2 separate regions of the Homo sapiens genome follow, and region 2 is linked to region 1. Evidence: chromatin contacts called from ENCODE Hi-C or POLR2A ChIA-PET data. All regions are on one chromosome and are shown on one strand. The core of a region is the stretch at or near the end of the contact, and the rest is flanking DNA. Distances in the headings are between cores, read along the strand shown. Region 1 overlaps LTBP1 (latent transforming growth factor beta binding protein 1). Region 2 overlaps FAM98A (family with sequence similarity 98 member A).

Evidence for each region. A loop is a pair of places that touch in the nucleus more often than their neighbours do. ChIA-PET counts read pairs that join two places held with the same protein, here RNA polymerase II (POLR2A).
Region 2: a loop to region 1 is called in a map of chondrocyte, with 2.9 times the contacts of the local background. The contact joins two enhancer-like sites. A Hi-C loop is called at or near these places in 1 of 168 maps with a recorded cell type or tissue (chondrocyte). POLR2A ChIA-PET finds 5 or more read pairs at or near these places in 2 of 52 experiments (PC-3 and activated CD4-positive, alpha-beta T cell).

What each region holds. Positions count from the first base shown.
Region 1 is chr2:33,158,903-33,162,142 of GRCh38, reverse strand. The region is part of intron 5 of LTBP1 (latent transforming growth factor beta binding protein 1); the gene reads right to left. Among named protein-coding and RNA genes, the nearest start is that of LTBP1, 210 kb to the right of the region's middle. Within about 2 kb of position 1,747, at least 2 of the 41 ENCODE cell types and tissues checked have a DNase peak (open chromatin) inside an H3K27ac peak, as active enhancers do.
Region 2 is chr2:33,581,746-33,585,061 of GRCh38, reverse strand. It overlaps FAM98A (family with sequence similarity 98 member A), which reads left to right. Exons shown (of 8, transcript NM_015475.5): 8 at 1-1,402. The coding sequence ends at 286. Among named protein-coding and RNA genes, the nearest start is that of RASGRP3-AS1, 14 kb to the right of the region's middle. RefSeq lists an enhancer at 794-1,613. Within about 2 kb of position 1,686, at least 3 of the 41 ENCODE cell types and tissues checked have a DNase peak (open chromatin) inside an H3K27ac peak, as active enhancers do.

The DNA.
Region 1 (3,240 bases), core at 498-2,997:
GTAGTTAAGATGATACAACTGTCTCCCTCCAAATTTGCTCTTTTGAGGAAGACAAAACACAGAAATTATTTATCTATGGCTGTCACTCTATTCTAAAATTGATGAGTGTCAAGTAAGTTCCTCAGCATGTGCTTCTCAAGCTCGTGTGAAGCTATCACAAAATGCTAGCAAGCATGCCCACTTCTGGCAAGTCACTTGGTTCCCATCTGAAAGAAACAATTCAAAAGCCATGGGGGATAAATACAGAGTTAAATGAGAACTGTATTTCTCATTTATTTACTCACTAACCAAATGATTCATAATTCCTAAGACTGATCATCAATAAAAGCGATCATGAATGTTTATAGTCTACAATGCAGGTTCTTTAATATGCCCAAAATAAACCTGTTGAAAAGTTTCTACTTTCTTTGTTAATAAATTAAAATATATTAATCTTTTGCAGCTAACAATTTAGGACACAAAAGTGAAGAAAATAACATATCTACTTTAACGCTAATATTAACATTCTCCATTCTTTCATGTGCTCATTTGTTTGCAGAAGGTAAGAACAGCAAAGTCTCTATAAAGAAGCTTCCTGGCCGGGCGTGGTGGCTCACGCCTGTAATGCCAACACTTTGGAAGGCTGAGGCAGGTGGATCACGAGGTCAGGAGTTAAAGACCAGCCTGGCCAAGACGGTGAAACCCCATCTCTACTGAAAATACAAAAAAATTAGCTGGGTGTGGTGGCGGGCACCTGTAATCCCAGCTACTTGGGAGGCTGAGGCAGAGAACTGCTTGAACCTGGGAGGTGGAGGTTGGGAGGTTGCACAGAGCTGAAATCATGTCACCGCACTCCAGCCTGGGAGACAGGGCAAGACTCCATCTCAAAAAAAAAAAAAAAGGAAAAAAAAAAAGCTTCCTATTTAACCTCTACGTAAGGGAAAGATACTAACAATTGTTGGATTTCTATTTTACAGGGTATTATAGCTATTATGTCATCTACTCTTTATAGCCATCCTGTGAATGACATCGCTTTACACCAAGTTACAGAAGAAAACTGAGATTCTGAGACATGTAGTATTCTTCTCAAAGCACACTATTAATAAATGGCAGAGTCAATACTCAAAGTCTACCATGCTATCTCCAAAGTGTACACATTGTCCCAATAACTTCTGGAGTGGTCAAGAGGGGCAAGAAAGACCCAGTCTTCATTGAGATAACTGCTGGACTGCTGGCAACAACCATGACAGCAGCACCTATAGGGTAGGTGCTGCACTCTCCTCTCCTCTAACAAAAATTATTAACCTATCATAGTTCTTGCTGGGCCTAGATGTCATCTCCGAATTCTCAGCATACTGTGCTGGTCAGCAACAGATAGAGTGGGTACATAAAATAAAATCTACCTTCTATCCCTGAGTTAAGAACCACAATGACCAGTAATAATGAGGCAGAAATAACTGCAACTAATCACGAGGCCCAAATACCTAGTTGATAGTACTTGTCTATAATATCTAGTGACTCTCAACAGAGCTGAAAAAGCCTCTTTCTATAGTAGGTCAACCTACCTGTGCTGAATTTCCATACTGATTAATTTATTACACTAGTCATTATTAGAAGAACAAAATAGAAAGAAGATGTGGTACCTCATCTGCAGGAGCTTAGAAGCTAGCCAGAGGAAACCAAACTTACACAGGCATTCAAGCTCCTGGAAGGGCCACCCAAGGACGCTGACACAATCAATCAAAACATTCCCTTGGAAGCAGCGTTGCTCTAACCACATGAATGACCTGCTCAAAAGCAGTCCAAGGCACTTGGATTCCATTAAATTCAAGTTTTGCGATTCATCCACCAACAATTAAAAGGGGCAAGTCTCCTCAAGCCCCTAATAAATTTTCTCTTCGTGGCTACAGAAATGGAAATTGTCCATAATCGTTATTTTTAAAGTTGAATTCTTTCTCTGGATTGAATATTCTATTTAAATTTGAGGCCAGGCGCGGTGGCTCATACCTGTTATCCTAGCACTTTGGGAGGCCGACGTGGGCGGACCACTTGAGGTCAGGAGTTCAAGACCAGCCTGGCCAACTCGGTGAAACCCCATCTCTACCAAAAATACAGAAATTAGCCAGGTGTGGTGGCGGGTGCCTATGATCCCAGCTCGAGCGGCTGAGGTAGAAAAATTGCTTGAGCCCGGGAGGCAGAGGTGGCAGTGAGCAGAGATTGCGCCACTGCACTCCAGCCTGGGCAACAGAGCGAGACTCCATCTCAAAAATAAATAAAATAAAATAAAATGAATTTGCTAGGCCTCAGTTTTCTAATCGGTACATGGAAATAATATACCCATTGGTCTTGGGATGCAGAAAAATAGCATGTGACAATGGCTAAAACTAAGTTGAGTACACAGAAGGTACTCAGTGAACATTACTTTTCCTTTCCTTCCAGCTCCGAATCAAATCTTTCTCCATACTTTTAATCTGGGAATTCTTCTCTAATAATCCTGAAGATGATGACATAGGAAACTAAAGAAGCCTAAATGGGACCACCCATAGATCCAAGAGGCAGAGAAATAAGCAGCTTCACTAGGTTTGGGGAGGGTGGGGGTTAGAAGCACAATCACCAGACTTTCTGGATATTATTTGAAAGTATTATTTTAAGAGTTGAATGAATTGGACACAAAGAATAAGAAATAGAAGAGATGGAGAACAGAAATTCTTTTTTGGAAGTGGAGGCAGTGATGTTACCTTTAAAAGGTGCTAGACAGGAAGTGTAAGAGGTGACAGCTTTTTGATAACTCAAACTCCAGAGCTCAGTGAAGTGGCTGCTGGATTGGCTGGGCCTTGACTTTATAAGCAAGCACTCAAGGTTCGAAGGGACTATTACCACTAAGTCATCTGTATGCTGAAAGGACCCATATTTTTCATTATTTGTGATAGGACGCCCTTGAGTTGCGGAGCCACAGCAGCAAGTATACTGCTCACTTAGGAGAGGGAAGCAAGCAAAATGTAGCTGTCACCACCCAGGCCACAGCTTGCTAGGCAGGTACTTTGTTCCCTCACTCACAGAAGCACATACAGGGCTGAGATTAGGCAGACCCTAGGCCCCCTGCATTCCCATGTCATTGCATCCTGCCTGGCCATGAGACACAGAATCACGATAGGTATTTTCATCTCACTTAACTGAGCTCTCCAAAGAACTGTGTTTCCTATTGCATGGTTATACTGTGCTGGACTGAGAATGTGTCAACAGTATCACAGAAAAGAAAGA
Region 2 (3,316 bases), core at 437-2,936, 420 kb before region 1:
TGGCTTCCAAACATCTTCTTCATATACAGGAAGTGGATACCAGGGTGGTGGCTACCAGCAGGACAATAGATACCAAGATGGCGGGCACCATGGTGATCGTGGTGGTGGTCGTGGTGGGCGAGGTGGTCGTGGAGGCCGAGGTGGTCGTGCAGGCCAGGGAGGAGGCTGGGGAGGAAGAGGGAGCCAGAATTATCACCAAGGGGGTCAATTTGAACAGCATTTCCAGCATGGAGGTTATCAGTATAATCATTCTGGATTTGGACAGGGAAGACATTACACTAGTTGAGGCTACCGAACCTTACATTTTGCTAGAGCTCAAGTAATAGAAACTTAGTTTCAGAATCCTGAATTCAGCACCTATTTTGAATTAATGTGAGACCACAGGTGGCAGGCAGATTCCTGCTTGGCATAAGCATTTGTAGGTCTTCATTCAATTCTGTTAGATTTTTTTATTGGACTTACATAATGCCGTTTATTTGAGAAACACATAACATCTCTCCTTTCTATGAAAAATTTTTTAAAAGGTGGTTAAAATTGCCTTTAATTGCCCAGTAGACTAATTCCACAGTCAGAACATGCAAACTTTTTTGAAGAAATTACTTGAATAAGTAGTTTTCATGTTTTCAATATGCAGTTTTGAAAATGAGGATTCACCTAGACTTTTTTAGATTTACTACTAGGAAACCTTCCTCATATGAATAACCATTTATATGTGTTTTGCTTAAAGTATTCCAATGCCTATTTTCCAAGCACAGTTCTGCCCCCCGGTTGACTTTTATGCCACGTGTGCTTCATGATGGAACTTTTAGGTCAGTTCCTATTAAATGAGCTCTTTTGCAGATAGCACATTCAGTAGCCTTATTTTGTTGATGGAATACTGTATCATATGCTCAACTCTGAAAACCTTGAACACGGCCAAAATCCATAAAGATTATAAAAGCAAACTAAGTTGTGAAGCTATAGTACATGTAGGCATTTAGTTAAGTATAGCAATTCAAACTGACCTGCATCCATCCAAAACAAATTCCTCCTTCAACCTTATTTTTACTTGAAATTTGCTAGAAGAAATAGCAAACCGAAATTTGTTTTATGCATGAGTTAATACCACTGGCTCAGCAAATACAAGTTAGTTTGCTTTAAGCAGGTAACTTTTTTTGTAATGGAAGAAATGCACTACAAAGTTAAGACAGATTTTTGCTAAGTGCAGGAGGCCCTTTATTATTGCTGCAGAAAACAAAAGCCTGGCTGAGTTGATGTTTTACATTCTCCCTTACTGAAATCTACATGACATGATGCTTCTTGCTGGGTTTTTGTACATGTAAACATTGTCAAGCTGTGAAAGAAAATGGCTGGAGGTGTGCTTTGTGTGAAAGGTGAGCAATAAAGTATCTGTTAAGTTCTCTCTTTGGTTTGAGTTTTATTTTAGCTACTGAATTATTCTGGACTCTTGCGTCAAGCTGATGAGCTAAGGCTTTTGTTCCCAAAGATTCTTGAGTATTTCCTTAAAACCTAATTTTAGTGAAAGGTGACTTTTATCCTAAAACCTTAAATAAATGGAAAAATGGCTCTTTCCAGGTTTTCCTTTTATAATAATATAGCTAGAAACCGTCACCACTCATCTCTGGCCACTGGGTGTAGCTGTTGCTACACATACTAGGCAAAAATGTTTTTAGGGTTTTTTTGTTATTTGCTTCTCCATTCTTCCTAAGATTGGGGGACTTTTTTTAAAAAAGGAAGTAACTGAAAATATAAATATGTTTATCAAAAGAGAAATTGTATTTCCTTTCTACTAAATTGGGCTTTTTTAAAGAATCAACTCATGTCATGCCATTTAAAATAATCTACTTGCTACTGAGATAAGCACATTCTTCTAATACTAAAACCATCTTTGAAAACCCACATTGATCCTTTTAACTTTACCTGTTTATTTTTCAGCTAACATTTACAATTATTTTAAAATGTTCAAATTTGAAGACAATTTCAAGTGTTTTATCATTAAAGTAAGTTAAGGTTTTAAGTTGTCTTGAATGTTGTGTTGGTTTCTTTAAACTGTTAAGTAATTATGTTTATATAGGATTTCCTATTAAAATTGTCAAGGTTTCATATTTTAAATGTATCATATCTTAGGATGTATTTATATTTAGTATTTGCTTTGATCTGTTTTGTAGCCTCAGACTCCACAATATAGCTAATGAATACAGGTTTCATTCTTTTGAAAAATATTTTGATTTATCTTTACGGTTAATAGATTGCTTTTTCGAATATAAGGATGTAAGAACACAAATGATACATTTCGCCCTGATAGTTCTGAAATCTGCAGCTCCTGCTTCAAACTAGATTTTCCCCCAACATTATTATTTTTTAAAAAACTTCTATGTTCAGGGGTACATGTGAAGGTTTGTTATACAGGTAAACTTGTGTCACAGCGGTTTGTTGTACAGACTATTTCATCATCCAGGTATTAAGCCCAACACCCGAAGGTTATCTTTTCTGTTCCTCTAGTTCCTCCCACCCTCCACCCTCAAGTAGACCCCTATCTGTTGTTTCCCTCTTTTGTGTTCATGCGTCTTCATCATTTAGCTCCCACTTATAAGTGAGAATATGTGGTATTTGGTTTTCTGTTCCTGTGTCAGTTTGCTAAGGATAATGGCCTCCAGTTCCAGCCTTGTTCCTGCAAAAGACAGGATCTCATTCTTTTTTATGGCTATATGGTATTTTATGGTGTGTACATGTACCACATTTTCTTTATCCAGTTGGTCATTGATGGGCATTTAGGTTGATTCCGTGTCTTTCCTATTGTGAATAGTGCTGCAGTGAATATATGCGTGCATGTGTCTTTATGGTAGAGTGATTTATATTCCTCTGGATGTATACCCAGTAATGGGATTGCTGGGCCGAATGGTAGTTCTGCTTTTAGCTCTTTGAAGAATCGCCATACTGATTTCCACAATGGTTGAACTAATTTGCACTCCCACCAACAGTGTATAAGTGTTCCCTTTTCTCTGGAACCTTACCAGCGTTTGCTGTTCCTCCCCCGCCTCTCCCCATTCTGAAACCATAAAAGAATTGAGTTTTTTCTCTTGAACATAGATCAAGTTCTCTAGAAACAGGATATTTCAAACCACCAGTTAGTTTTATTGTTATATTAAAGTTCTTAGGTTTTGTATAGAGAGTATCTTTTGATCTTATATGCATTCTTAACCTTAACTTGTAAATAATGATTTACTGGAATATAGGGCATATGAGAATTTCTTGGAGAAACAAGCGAAAAATATTAGGAGAGAATTTTTAACATGATATCTTAAACTGTTATCTC